5 separate regions of the Homo sapiens genome follow, and regions 2, 3, 4 and 5 are each linked to region 1. Evidence: chromatin contacts called from ENCODE Hi-C or POLR2A ChIA-PET data. All regions are on one chromosome and are shown on one strand. Each heading gives the region's core, a stretch centred on a gene start or an enhancer-like site at or near the end of the contact. The rest is flanking DNA. Distances are from core to core; before and after follow the strand shown. Region 1 holds the start of OBI1 (ORC ubiquitin ligase 1). Region 2 holds the start of KCTD12 (potassium channel tetramerization domain containing 12). Region 3 holds the start of MYCBP2 (MYC binding protein 2). Region 4 holds the start of FBXL3 (F-box and leucine rich repeat protein 3). Region 5 holds the start of CLN5 (CLN5 lysosomal BMP synthase).

Region 1 (2,700 bases), core at 149-2,648:
CTCAGAATTTAACACATATTTCCAGGAACTTTATGTCAGGAGCCAAATGTAGACTGTGGCAAATAGAAACATCGCTTCTTCCCTCCCCCTAGCCGTGCAGGCAGTAAGTAATAGCTCAATGCCAGCTCAAACACCATCCTCGATGAGGCCATCCTTGATCTCTCCAAATTGATCAAGCCATCCCCAATCCATGATCTCCCAGCACATTTGCTATTTCATTGGCATTTCATTCTGACTGCTATCCAGAATTATCAGTTGCTTCCAATGCTGACTTTCTTCTACTTTTTGAATCCAGTAAATTCACACAGAACTTCAAACACCCCAGGCAGATCGTATTGGCCGGCACTCAAATGCTTGCTCTAGAAGTTTGTATTTCTCAAATCTGAGTCTACGGCTCAGTCTGCGCTGGGGGGTAAACACACACCCTGACACACCACAGACGTAAAAATAATTCAGGGTGGAAAAAAGTTGGTGGTTTATCTTTCCCCTTCTTTATCTATTCGGTAAAGAAATGCTCTTTAAAACACCGAAAGTGAGGCACAAATGGAAATGAAAGAGGAGAGGAATGCATTAGAATATTCAAAGCTCCGTTTCTAATTCAGAACCACTTTCCCTACCTTGTTTCACAAACACACTAGGCACCTCTTGCATCACAAAGAGAGAGTATTCTATCTCCTGACTGACCCATTCTTGGAGTTAAAAGCCACACCTCTTATTCTAATACCCTCCAGGAGCACTTACTATTTACTTTTCAAATTAGGAATTCAGAGCAAAGGTCATCCTCAAGGCCAGGATAAAGGCAAAAGGTCTTGGAAATGGAAAAGACTCAATACACAGCACCGTAGGCCCCAGAGGATGAACACTAGTTACAGAGGACTAAGAAGCCCGAGGTGAGGCTCCCAGGAAATGTGTTTTAATGGGCTTCACTACACGCCACGCGAGGCTGCAGAGGGAAGTTAAATATCCCTGCGATGCGTTTCTGATGGGGCCTCCTTCGAGGCCGGTGTCTTGCCAGTGTGAGGCCGCGGGCGGTGGCAGGGCCGTCTCGCCGCCCTCCCGGCAGACCACGGGCCGCTGTCACCCTCCTCCGAAAGGCGCCCAGATGAATCCATTAATCACGGTGCGCTACCCCCATCTCCCAGGACGCGGCCTCCCATCAAGAACGCGGGTTAGCGTTTTCTCCCATCTCCGCGCCTCACGCCCCTTCCCCGCCCCCGCACGAGACGGCCCTCGGCCCCGGCGAGCGACTTATCCAACCCCGTTTTGTAGCTGTGCCCACAATCACCCATTACCTTCCCCAAGCAAATGTGGCACGTGATGGGCAGAGTGAGCGACAATGTAACATTCTGCACGGTCTGAGCCATGGCAGCGTTCAGAATCCCGCCAACACGGAAGTCCCGCCGACCTACCGCTACTCTTCGCCAAGACTGGGCACGCGCGGGCCGGCTACGGCGCCCCGGTAGGGCCATAACCCGCCCAGGAGAGAAAACGAAAACGCGCTTTCGAAACGCGCGATCTCCAAGGCGTTTTCCTTTCATTAAAAAAAAAAAAAAAAAAAAGAAAGAAAGAAAGAAAGAAAGAAAATTCACTGATTAGGGAGCTGCAAGATTCCTGCGAATGTGTAGGAAGGTAGTTTACTACAAGTATCGAGGATCTTGGAAAATCTAAAGGAAAGCGGAATAGTGGAGACAGAAGAGGAAGATACGGAAAGGCGATTTTTTAAATCCCCAAATTGTTTTCGGGGATTGGATGGGGTGAAGGATGGAGAGTTTTTCGCCTAATTATTAAACCCCACACATCCGCCAACACAGCGTAATCAAAACATAGAGAAAAGACATTATCTACACGTTTCAATTTTTTTCAAAACAGCTTTCCACCTCTGTCAGTTCTCTTTCCACTCAATATAATGTGCTTCCAGAGGGCACAATAATTCACTTAAGAAAACAGTGATTGTCTCCTTATCTGTGTCCGAGACGATCCTGATACATTTAATCGCAGCTTTCCCTGAAAATACATTTTTACTGTGGGCTTCTCTGGGTTTTCCACCAAAAGGAGATTAACGTTTTCACGTCTTCATTTCAGGTGCATGGTTGCATATGAAATGTACCGCTGTGTTGTTGAACCCCAAGGGAGAATTTGTGAGGTTATAAGTTGCGTTTCCTACCAACAAAAAAGAAAAAAACCTAAAAGTTCCTAAATTTATCTTAAATGCAGTATAACAAATTTGGAATTTATCTGCAACTTACTTGAAGCGAGGAAGAGCTGATGTGATAAATTACGCTAACAAGTAAAATCTGTGAGTTGAGAGATTTAAAGACAAGACCATCGGGACAACTTTTACTAATCTTTGTGAAAAAGACGCAGTATGACTTCAAGAAGCAGCCTCATGGTTAAGAGAAAGGGGTTCTGGACCTGGGCTGCTTCAGCGGAAATCCCTGCCCCCAACAACTTCCTACCTAAACGGTAGCTCCATGGCTTCTGGCAACTTTTGTTTTGTTTTTTGAGATAGGGTCTAGCTCTGTCACCACTAGGTGCCAACACAGCGACCTCCCAGGCTCAAGCGATCCCATCCGCCTGCCTCAGCCAGCCTCCCGAGTAGCTGGGATTACAGTCATGCGCCACCATGCTTGGCTAATTTTTGTATTTTTAGTAAAGACGGAGTTTCACCCTGTTGGTCAGGCTGGTCTCCAACTCCTGACC
Region 2 (2,700 bases), core at 1-2,500, 1.8 Mb before region 1:
AGGGGGTCTGGGGAGCTCACTCCCTGCAGAAGACGTACTCGGTGTAGCTGGTCCAGATCTTGTCCTCGCTCTGGTCGGTGCTGCTGGCAAAGGCGCAGGTGCCCGTGGAGCTGCACGCCACCATGTGGAAGCCCGACTCGGACAGCTTGTCGAAGGCCTGCTCCAGGAAGTTGAACTTGAGGTAATAGCGCGAGGTGTAGCGCTCCGGGGGACGGTCGGGGTCCCGGCTTTCGTTCAGGGTGTCCCCAAACACCTCCTTGGCCAGCGACGTCTTTCCGCAAACGGTGATGCGCGCCACTCGCCGGAACTTGGCGTCCGCCTGCGCGTCCCGCCCGATGGTGTAGGAGCCGCGGTAGCCGATGGTGATGTAGCCCGAGCGCCGGCTGCCGTCCAGCGACTGGGACGGCGTGAGCAGCGGGCCCGCCGCGCCCCCGGACGGACTGCGGCTAGCCAGCTCCAGCGTGGGCGACGGCGCCCCGGCAGAGGCGCCCTCCTGCTGTTCGGGCTCCGAGTAGCCAAGCGGCAGCAGCTCGTCACCCAGCGAGCCCTCCTTGTGCACCCCGCGCCGCGAGGGCGGCGGCCCCGGGCCGGGCTGCTGGGGCGCCCCGAGGCGGCGCACGAGCTCTGGCAGCTCGAAGTACTCGGCCTCGCGCTGCAGCCGGCTGCGCTCGGGGAAGTAGTCGGGCAGCACGAGCTGCAAGTCCCGCAGGTAATCCAGGATGTAGCGGAAGAGGAAGCCGTCCCGGTCCAGAAAGAAGCGGCCTTTGCTGTCCCGGGCCAGCTCCTGCGGCTGCTGCTGCGTGAACATGCGCCAGAGCAGCGAGTCGGGCACCGACACCACCGTGCAGCGCCGGGTCACGTACACCTGGCCCCCCACGTTCAGCTCCACGATGTCGGGGAAGAGCGGTGGCTCCGCGGAGGACGACGAGGAGCCACTGCCGCCCCCGCCGCCGCCCCCGTTGGGTAATCCACGTGTGCTGTCCGCCAGAGCCATGACAGAGAGGTGGCCGGGCCGGGACAGTGGCAGGAAGCCGCGCTGCACTCAGGAGCTGCAACCGCCTTCCCCGGAGCCCCGGAACCCGGACGCTCGCTCAGCCCTGCGCCCCGCCGCCGCCGCCGCCGCCACCGCCGCCACCGCCACCGCCGCCACCTCCTAGAGCCGCGCGGAGCCGAGCGGTGCGAGCGCGCCGCTGTGCGCCCCCTTGAGTTCCAGTGCGCTCCGCCCGCCTTGCCCGCGCGCTCCAGGCGAGTGCCGGGTCGCGGCCCGCGCGCTGCTTAAGTAGAGCCGCCTGCTCTGGTGCCGTGGCGCGCAGGAGGCGTGGGCGGCGGCGGAGCCTCGCTTACCGGGCGAGGGGAGGTGGGGAGCGGGGACTCGATTTGCATCTTAAACGCGGACGCCACGCGGGGCTGCTGGCTCCACCCCGGCTCGCGAGCGCTGGGGGCGCCCGGACTCCCACCCGCTCCCCACCCACCAGCCCCGCCCCGTGGTCCCGCCCAACTTTCTCCCTCTTCCGAAGAGGACCCGCCCGAGACTTGGCGGCTTCGGAAGACAGCTCCTTGGAGGGACAGTCACCGCGCCCCCTCCCCTCTCGCCCCAGCCCGCACCCAAGGACTCTGGAAGGAGGACGTGAACTTTCGGAAGCCTGTCGCCCCGGGAGTGGAAATGCGTGGCCGCCTCCGGCCCTCCCGCCTGCGGAACTGGGCGCTTCCAGCAGTGCAGCTGCGGCCTGCCATCGTTGGTTGTCGTGTCACTGAAAGTAGAGAGACGCGAAAAACCTGGAGAGACGAAAGAGCCGCCCCAGTCCGAGCGCAGCCAGATTTTGTTCAAGTTGCCTTGCAGCCAGCCTGGAAAATAAATAAATAAACCTAGAAACAAAAAGCAAACCTCAGTGTCCCGCAGTAGGATGCTTTACGATAGTTTATTTTCTGGCTGCAGAGACAAAATGAGATGAAGCTTCAAATCTGCTCTTAATTGCAATTCCCTCTTCCCGCAGGGCCTTCGAGGCACTTCACTTCGAAGTGAAGGGGTAAGACTCCGGAACGTTCGGTCTCCGGGTCCCATTCAGCCTTCGTTGAATCGCGCCCTTAGACTCACAACAGTTGCAGATCTAACGTAATTTTTAAAGCCACCTTTGGCGCCTGCATGTTTATCCTTCCAAAAGTCCAGGCGCCCCTTCTCTCCCGCATGCCTCGGTCACTCTTCGGCCCTGTCCAAGTTCCCGTCAGTCTCAGAAAGGGATATTTATATATCTGAAGGCCCTTGTCTGGATCCCATCTCTCAACTCCTGCTGCCTACACGTTTGCTTTTCCCCCTCGGACTGCAGCCCACAGAACCGCCCCCTCCCCCTGGAAGCTTTCCCTGGCTTCCCAGGTGGGTGGGGCCTCTGGATGGCTCCCTACACACTGTCTGCGCTGCTCCCAGCACGTTCTGAAATGTCATATTTATGAGTGATTATCTGATCACTGATTTGGGTATGAAAATAAGTAAGAGCTCCTGAATGCTGCAAAAAGAGAAGAGTGCAGAGGAGGGTGTCAAGAAATGATTGGGTCACTGAATGTTTCTTGTGTACCTGCTATTATTTGCAGGGCACCAGGGAGTGAGGAATGCAAAGGCGAATAATCTCCAAAGCGCTTTCAGTGTAGCCCAATAAGCAAAGGGTCAGGGGTCTGCGCAGTTATCACATCAGTTTGAAGTATAGA
Region 3 (2,700 bases), core at 198-2,697, 1.3 Mb before region 1:
AAGTTCTGCAGTTTTCCCCTTTTCCCTACAAAACCCTCTCTACTCTAAAGCCTGTAAGTAACAGAGGAAATCGAACAGAGGATGAAGAGAAATGGCCGATGGGACATCAGATCACAAGAGTAACTGCAACCTCATTTCTAGAAGACCAAAAGGCCCGGTTATCAAAGTACAGCTCTAAAAATCTCTATCAGACACCTTTCGCATCCACACAGATCTCCATCTGCGTCCCTTATTCATAAATCTTTTTAAAGCAAACCTCACGCCTATCCCTCGGGCCTGCTTATCCAAAACTCAACCAATCTATACCATGACTCCTCTTGGTGAAAGGCAGATTGAAGGGAGGTGGAAAGGGCTGGAAGGAATGTCATGGGAGAGGCGGCACGTGCAAATAACATTGCGGCAGAGACACTGAAAACGCCACTTCCCTTGCCACTGTTGCAATTCTCTTCGTGTATCATCCTCTTACCCTCTCTACCCATGCCACCTCCTACCTCAACGATACACACACGTGTCACAGCCGACCAGCACCATCGCCTTTTCCAGCATCACAGGTTCCCCTACCACCCCTCACTATCCCCCCACATAGGCAGGCAGACACACACACACACACACACACACACACACACACACACACACACGAGAAACTGCAGCCACCGCACCCTCCTATCTCGATAAGTGCTCCTGCCAACAGACATCCAGAGCGGACTGAAAGCTCAATAAATGCGCAGGTACACACACGCAAGCACACACACACGCGGGTGCACGCGCGGCATGGGGCGCAAGGAAGGGCGGCATGGGGCGCAAGGAAGGGCACCCTGGGGACGCACCTGGAGGCTGGGTGTCCAGCGCTGCCGCCCCCCTGGTCCCTGTCATTGAGCGCAGCGGTATAAATCCTCCGGTAGCGGTCGGCCAGGGCCCGGCCTGACAGCAGCAGCTGGTAGTGACCCCGGGAGTCCGCGGCGGGTAGCCCCAGCCCCAGCCCCGCAGCAGCCACGGAGCCGTCGGGAACCGGCATGAACAGCGCCCCCGGCGCCGGGGAGGAAGAGAAGGTGGCGGCTGGGTAGAATCCGTCCCCGCCGAGCCCCGAGGAGGCGGCGGCGGGGGAGGCAGTCGCTGCGCACATCATCATCCTCGCCGCCGCCGCCGCCGCCGCCGCCTCGTCCCCGCGGGCCGGGCGGGCAGACACGCGCGCGCACACACAGCCCTTTTCCAACGACGACGGCTCCGGCGGCGGCCTCTGGCTCCCGCAGCAGGGAGACTACAAAGACAGCGACCTCCTTCTCCTCCTCCTTCTTCTCCTCCTCCCCCCCGCGCCGCCCTCGCCGCTACTGGGGCCGCTCATCTAACCCCGCCACCCCGGGAATGTGAGGAGGAGGCGGTGCCGCCACTGCCGCCGCCACCACCGCTACCACCGCCACCACCGCCGGGGCTACCCGCAATGGGAAGCTGCCGGCCTCACAGAGCATGCGCCACTCCTCGCACATGCTCAGTAACTGCCGCCCCTTTTCCTCCCCACCCCCTCTCCGCCACCACTCCCTCCGCCTCGGGGCTTTGGGTTTGGGGCTGTTGGGTTGTGCGGAATCTGAAGTAGTCCACTTCTCCGGGTTTTACTGGCAGCTTGAAGAAGAGTAAGGAAAGTGCTGGGGAGGCTGTCAGCTACTGACGTTCGACTTCAGGTTCCCTCCAGGTGGAAGAACGAGGACCAGAAAGCAAGGGGGAACGTGCCCATCGCCAGAGGAGGAGTGGCACGCTCTTCTGCTACCTCTTCTCCAAGGCTCTGCTGCCAACAGGAAGATTTACTGTGAATTGTGCTGGTTAATTCAGAGTTTAAGGCAGAGAAAACCATCCCAATTAGAAGTGCCTTTAGCGATCTTATTTTATATGGTTTTTGTCATTAGGATTTACGCTTGTTTAACACAGCTTTTACTTACAAAGACAGGTAGTAATCTAGCACATTCTTTTTTGTGTGTGAAAGTATTTTGTGTGTGAAAGTATAACAGATAGGCTAGTATTCACAAGCCAGAGTCATTCCCAAATTCTTGTTCTCAACGGAGCAATAATATTTTTTAAATTACTCTTTTTTATTGACTCCTCACTCACCTAAGAGTGCACTTTTATCTCTTGGCAGTGGTCATTTAATGGTTTATTTTTTTCTGCCCAAACTTACATTTTTAAAGATAATTCTTGAATGCGATCTGAAACAATAATTGTGACGGAGACTGTATAGCGTCTGAAAATGTCAGATCCATCACATATCTTGTTGTTGTCTATAAAAAAGTAACATTTGCTCAGTCCTTTGTTCCAAGCTAACCTACGAACCCCATCTAAGTATATGCTCTAGAAATATACGTGCCAATGCACTTTGATTCCTACTACGTTTTATCCTTTGACTCTCAATTTGAAGAGTTTCCTAATTTACAGTCCTGACAAAATAATTTATAAGTTCTGTCATCCCAGTACTGTATCTTTCATCTATGTACTAGTTCTTATATCTGTGCCTCTTCTTCGGATGGCCTTCTCTTAAAAAAAAATAAAATAAATGTTAAAAAATCCTCCTTAGTGTTTGAGAAGTGCAAACAACAAGGAATAGGAAAGTAAATTAATTCTAGTTTTAGGGTGGAAGGTTGCTGAAAGCAATGCATTTTTTTCTGAAGCTTTAAATAATGGATGGATTTCATTTAGTTTTTTTAAAGATAATTA
Region 4 (2,700 bases), core at 144-2,643, 1.6 Mb before region 1:
GTGCATCGTTGTATTAGGCACTTTTACACTGGGCATGCAATAATTTTAAATGCTCATTTGTAGTTAACTCTAAAAAGCCTATTTTGGCATCACAGTTCCTTTCTGTTCTGCTTTTACTAATATCAAACTAATATGCATTCTTTGGCTGAACTACAAGAATAAAACACTATAAAGAGGTTAACTCACAACTAAATGCTTAGAGAGCGCACAGTGGCGAAAATCTGTCTACAGGTCATATAGATAGATAGATAACTGATAGTTGATGGTATTTTTATAAATATTTCAGAGATAACAGAAACTAAGTTACTTTTTTTTCAAGTTAGAAAAGGAGGATTCTAATTAAAAAATCTGGGTCACTCAACTGGATATCATTAGCAACGACAAAATAAAAATGATCTCTCTCACCTCTCAGCTTGGAGATACAGACCATTTACTGGGCTGCTTCCTGACCCCTGTCTGCAACCCCACCTAAAGGACTGCCCACGCCAAAGGCAGACGCGAATCCGCTCAACACAAGTTGACCAAGTTTTTCGCCTGGCTAAGCGGCAGGGGCGTCCCCTCCTCCCTGCGCCACCTCCCCACCGACTGGCTTCCCCTGACATTTCTCATGCGCCCCACCCTGGGCAGTTTGCTTTGACATTTCAGTGCCTCATTGCTCAAGCTACCAGCACGGGCGTAGCCGACGCCGGGAGAGCCCACAGAGTGCGAGCTCCATGGTGCCTGTCACCAGCCCCCGCCAAGGGTCATAAAGCCTGGCAGGAGCCGCGGCGAACCCGGGAGCGGCGGCGTCGCGGGCAGGCTGCAGGCGGCCGCCGCACACGCACCACGCCTTGTTGACATGTTTGGAAGCAGGCACGGCGGGGAAACGCCCCCAAGCAAGCTCCAAGGTCTGGGTGCCGCGCCCCGCGCCCCGCCCGGCACTCCTGAGGAGCGGCCCGCGCGCGCCCCGGCCCCCGCGCCCCCCCCCACCCCACCCCACCCCGGCCCGCCCACAGACGGTCCGCGGTCCCTCCCCGGCTCCGCCGTCGCAGCGGGGCTCGGCCCTGCCCCTCCGCCGTTACCTGCTGCCGGGGGCGGCTTCCCCCACACACCACCCCGTGCTCCGGGGACGGCGGCGGCTGCAGGTCCCGCGGCTCTCACATGAGGCGCCCCTGGCCCCCCGCTTCGCGCTCCCGCAGCCGCGGCCCCCCGCGCTCCGCCCGCATCCGAGGCGCTGGTCCCGCGGAGGGCGCCAACGCGGCTCCACCTTTGCGGCTCTGGCTGCCCAGAAAGAAGCTTTCCTTCTCAGTCCCGCGCTGTCTGTGTTCAGGGATCCCCGGCGCCGCGAGAGACTACCTCAGCGAGCGGCTGCCACCGCGTAAGCTTCCTGCACCTGGGCCACAAACAGCGAGTCTAAAATGGCGCCCAGGGCTCGCGGCCGCGCGCTTCCCTGGCGCGTCCCCGCCCAAGGGGGCGGGAAGGGGGCGGGGGGGGGGCGGAGCCCGGCGGGAGTAGGGCCGCGCCCAAGCGGGAGCGCGCGCTGCGGCCGCCCCAGTCTCCTTGCTGTGGGACGAGCCTCTGCCTTCCTGCCAGAGATGTGACTCCCGCTTGAAGGGGATTTTTTTTGTTGTTTTGAGATGGAATGTGGGAGGGCTGAAGCTAGCTATATGTGGAAGAGACTATCTGTGGCTGAAACTGGAAGGTTTAGGGAGGTGGAGCAGAAAAAAGAAAGGAAGGAGTCTCGCCGGAGCCTGCTGGGGACCGCGGCCCGCGGGTGGCCGCCCCGGATGCCTGAAACCGAGGAGTTAAATACAGTCTCCGAAGACCCGCGCATCGATGTGCATAAGTGGTGCTTAAAAGATGCCAAGGAAATGTACCAGAATAGTGAGAGTATTAACGCTGGGATTGCACATGGTTTTTGTTTTTCAAATATTTGTATTTCCCAATATTTCTAAAGTGGCTTTTATCATTAGAGTTATTACATTTTAAAAACGACATTTGCTTTATGAAATAGAGTCCTGAAATTTGTAAATAGCTTTTGAAACGCAATGGGGAAAGTAAAGGATTACAAAGCTGCTGAAAAGAAAACCTCTGGTGAATCCTTTTGTAAATCAAGGCATCTTTGTAACTGCTACCTAGTTGACTTGTTTTAAAGTTTGGATTTTTTGATACTGCGTTTTCTTACAGTTAGAAACATTCTTAGGTGCAATATCATTAAGTTGAATCATGCGCCATTCCTCTCTACACCTCCAAAAAAAAAGAGAGAAAGTAGTTTTCCATTCAAAGATGTCTTAGAACACTCAGACCCATGTATAAGACACTGAAAAGCAGTGGTGCCCAGGGAGCTCTCCGTTCTTCCCGTTTTCTCAAGAAATTGAGCTAGGAAGCCATGTATAAAGTTACGTCGAAGTTCAGTGTGAGGCCAGGAGTGGTACAGGCTTATGTCTGTAATCCCAACATTTTGGGAAGCCAAGGCAGAAGGGTTGCTTGTGGTCAAGAATTGGAGACCAGCCTGCGCAATATGTCCAGACTCTTGTCTCTACAAAAAAATAGAAGAGTAATAATTTTAAAAAATCAGACGAGCTTGGTGTAATCCCGGCTACTACTCAGGAGGCTGAATCGAGAGGATGGCTGGAGCCCAGGAGTAGGAGGTTACAGTGACCTATGATGTCACCACTGCACTTCAGTCTGGGTGAGAGAGTGAGACTGTTTCTATAATAA
Region 5 (2,700 bases), core at 181-2,680, 1.7 Mb before region 1:
TAATCAATGTTTTTTTTTTTTTTTAAAGCTGTTCCTGCTGATTGCTTTTTAAGCTAGGCTCAAGTGTGGGGCCACGGAATCCTTCAGGTGCCCTTCAAATCAGACATTACATTTCAGCTCTCAGGGCTAGAATGCTTCCCCCTCTTATCTTGGGCAGGTCTTTGAAGAAGCCAGTTTAGCCTTGGTAATTTTGAATTTGGCCATAGTATACGGAGGAGAGCTAGGTAGCTATCAAAACGCTTAGACAAACGTATGGTAAAATGCAGCCCAGCCTGAACCTCCGCAAAACCCCCAAACCTGGAGCAGCAAGTGGGCAAAGGAGTGTGTGTTTGGGGCAGGGTACTGAGTCCCATATGTAATCAAGAGACCTGGAGGGCCCAAGGAAGTCAGTGACACCCCCACAAGCTACATATCCTCCAATGGATTGTGGTGGTCATCTCCGGCTACCGAAGCCACCTTGCTTATTCCCATAGGCTTACAAACATTATGATGCTTCACACGAGTTGTGGGTGAAGTGAAGGAATTGGAAAGTCCCGGTCTAAGGCCCTGCAAAACTGCTGTCTGGTAAAAACAAGTGACTATGGCAAGGCCCTGAATGTACTACGTATAGACTTAAGTCAGTATTTGTGCCTAACAGCAAAGCATGCCACAAGAGGCTCCTCAAAAGCCGGGTAATTGATGCCATTGTTTTCTTGACCTAGTTGAAGAGTCAAAGAAGAGAAGGTGATGCAGAAACTTCTTTCCAGTGAAGTGACAGATCCAAGCAAGGAACACCTGCCTGTGAGGGGAGCGGTAGGGGAGGGGGTAGATTCGGCAGCACTCGGGTAGTGGCAGGGACCACATATTGTCGGTGTTAACCACTGTTATCACTGGCCCAGGTCGAGTGAGGACGAGTCATTTCCCCACTAAGCACTTGGGGAGTGGCAGGGACCACATATTGTCAGTGTTAACCACTGTTATGACTGGCCCAGGTCGGGTGACGACGAGCCATTTCCGCACTATTGTCCCTTCTTCCTCACTGCACCCCCAGCCCTGCACCCTCAGCTCCAAATACACATTCTCGTTCACTCAACGTTTGTTGACACCTAGCGTGGGCCCTGTGGGATGGGGTAAAAGTTCGGTGTTGGGAGGAGCCCCGGTGACAGATTTTTGGTTTTGGTGGTGGCTTTTGGGCAAGGACAGGTCAATTCATAAAAGATGACGCCCCAGGTCTGGATCGAATTCTCCTGGGAGCCAGACCAAAGCACCTTCCTGGACTGCAAAGTGTGGAAGCCGCCGCGGGCCGGGCGCGGGGAGGTGTCATGCGCCGGAACCTGCGCTTGGGGCCAAGCTCTGGAGCTGACGCGCAGGGGCAAGGCGCCCCGCGTCCCGGACTGGCGGCTCCGCGCATGCTCCTCCCACCGGCGTCGCAGGCCTCGAGAGGCTCCGGAAGTACTGGGTGCAGCCTGATGGCGCAGGAGGTAGACACGGCACAGGGCGCCGAGATGCGGCGGGGCGCGGGCGCGGCTCGGGGACGCGCTTCCTGGTGCTGGGCCCTGGCGCTGCTTTGGCTCGCGGTGGTTCCGGGCTGGTCCCGGGTCTCGGGCATCCCCTCCCGGCGCCACTGGCCGGTGCCCTACAAGTGAGTGCGGCGGCGCGCGCACTGTCGGGGTTGGGGTCGGCGTTGACGATGGGGGATGGGGTGCTGGGGCGGGGACCCCTGCTCACCGTGGTTTGTGTCGGGTCACGAGATGGTGCGGGGACAGCGCCGGGTGACGCTCGGAGCGCACTTGAGAGCAAAGTTGAGGACTGGGGAGTCGCAGCCGCTCGTTACGTGCAGCCCTGGGACCTTTCGTCCCCTCTGGTCACTTGCGGCAGACTCAGGACAGTCCTGAATCGTGGAAGAAGAAAAGGAGAGTAATGTTATTTAATGGAGGGACTTCTGGGTACAAGTAGCTGATTTCTTGAGTAGTTTAAAAACACTGTCTATCGCATTTATTTATATCATGCACTGTCGTTAGTTATTACCGCGGAACATTTGGTACAATTTACTGGGCGACCAACTCGCTCTGGTTTGAACCTGATCAGAACCTGATCCGAAGTCCTTATTGGGACTTCCCAGTTTTGCCCTCAAAAGTCGCGCATCCCGGGAATCCCCGTCTCCTGCAGTCCTGGTTAGACCGGGAAGATTGTCACCGCTTTTGTCCAGTCTTCAGCCTGGAGGTAGGACGCCGGTCCTAAGTCGGGGACAGAGCCCGCACACCTGGGAGGTCGATTCCAGCCTTTGACAGAGAAGACACAGCCTCCGGCGGTCAGAGATAGCTAAACACAGAGAAAGAAAACATGGTGTCAACATCAGGCAGGAGAAAGACCAGCAGTTTTTGAAAACAGCTATTTTTCTTTAAACCAAAAGCATCATTGGACATAATTTTAACTTACTAGCATAAGTAATCAACAGCTAAAACTGCACACAACAAACCTGAAAAAAACAGCTATTTTGTATGACAGTATGAGTGGGAAGGAGTTCTGCCTGCTGCGGGTCAAATCTGGCTCTGTCATCACCAGGGATCTTGGGAAAGTTACTCAGAATCTCTGTGCCCACATGCCCTGAGTCAAAAAATAGGAATAGTGGTAGCACGTACCTCATAGGTTTGCTGGAAGGATTAAATCTAGTAAAATGCCAGCTGTTGTCAAACCTAGATAGTGTATTCTGCTCACTGA

What was found. A loop is a pair of places that touch in the nucleus more often than their neighbours do. ChIA-PET counts read pairs that join two places held with the same protein, here RNA polymerase II (POLR2A). Pooled maps may share reads with other maps.
Region 2: a loop to region 1 is called in a pooled map, with 10 times the contacts of the local background. The contact joins the promoter of KCTD12 here to the promoter of OBI1 in region 1. A Hi-C loop is called at or near these places in 2 of 37 single-sample maps with no recorded cell type and 11 of 50 pooled maps.
Region 3: a map of CD4-positive, alpha-beta T cell shows a loop between it and region 1 (9-fold over the local background). The contact joins the promoter of MYCBP2 here to the promoter of OBI1 in region 1. A Hi-C loop is called at or near these places in 4 of 168 maps with a recorded cell type or tissue (CD4-positive, alpha-beta T cell, CD4-positive, alpha-beta memory T cell, CD8-positive, alpha-beta T cell and 1 more), 1 of 37 single-sample maps with no recorded cell type and 19 of 50 pooled maps. POLR2A ChIA-PET finds 5 or more read pairs at or near these places in 1 of 52 experiments (activated CD4-positive, alpha-beta T cell).
Region 4: a pooled map shows a loop between it and region 1 (18-fold over the local background). The contact joins the promoter of FBXL3 here to the promoter of OBI1 in region 1. A Hi-C loop is called at or near these places in 2 of 37 single-sample maps with no recorded cell type and 10 of 50 pooled maps.
Region 5: a loop to region 1 is called in a map of B cell, with 12 times the contacts of the local background. The contact joins the promoter of CLN5 here to the promoter of OBI1 in region 1. A Hi-C loop is called at or near these places in 2 of 168 maps with a recorded cell type or tissue (B cell and CD8-positive, alpha-beta T cell), 2 of 37 single-sample maps with no recorded cell type and 9 of 50 pooled maps. POLR2A ChIA-PET finds 5 or more read pairs at or near these places in 1 of 52 experiments (T-cell).

Annotation. Positions count from the first base shown.
Region 1 is chr13:78,657,757-78,660,456 of GRCh38, forward strand. It overlaps OBI1 (ORC ubiquitin ligase 1), which reads right to left and starts at 1,399. Exons shown (of 6, transcript NM_024546.4): 1 at 1,293-1,399. The coding sequence starts at 1,364. RefSeq lists enhancers at 1-767, 678-757.
Region 2 is chr13:76,885,155-76,887,854 of GRCh38, forward strand. KCTD12 (potassium channel tetramerization domain containing 12) reads right to left here and starts at 1,251. Exons shown (of 1, transcript NM_138444.4): 1 at 1-1,251. The coding sequence starts at 994. The coding sequence ends at 17. RefSeq lists an enhancer at 266-765 and silencers at 379-648, 1,049-1,478.
Region 3 is chr13:77,325,647-77,328,346 of GRCh38, forward strand. MYCBP2 (MYC binding protein 2) reads right to left here and starts at 1,448. Exons shown (of 83, transcript NM_015057.5): 1 at 828-1,448. The coding sequence starts at 1,129. LOC127898562 reads right to left here and starts at 1,342. Exons shown (of 1, transcript NM_001414702.1): 1 at 1,259-1,342. The coding sequence starts at 1,342. The coding sequence ends at 1,259. LOC107984564 (a long non-coding RNA gene) reads left to right here and starts at 1,399. Exons shown (of 2, transcript XR_001749930.2): 1 at 1,399-1,489; 2 at 1,618-2,552. RefSeq lists silencers at 868-987, 1,028-1,407 and an enhancer at 1,598-1,927.
Region 4 is chr13:77,025,766-77,028,465 of GRCh38, forward strand. It overlaps FBXL3 (F-box and leucine rich repeat protein 3), which reads right to left and starts at 1,394. Exons shown (of 5, transcript NM_012158.4): 1 at 1,062-1,394. RefSeq lists silencers at 935-994, 1,015-1,294, 1,465-1,514.
Region 5 is chr13:76,990,651-76,993,350 of GRCh38, forward strand. It overlaps CLN5 (CLN5 lysosomal BMP synthase), which reads left to right and starts at 1,431. Exons shown (of 4, transcript NM_006493.4): 1 at 1,431-1,621. The coding sequence starts at 1,449. RefSeq lists silencers at 765-854, 945-1,014, 1,475-1,714 and an enhancer at 1,736-2,700.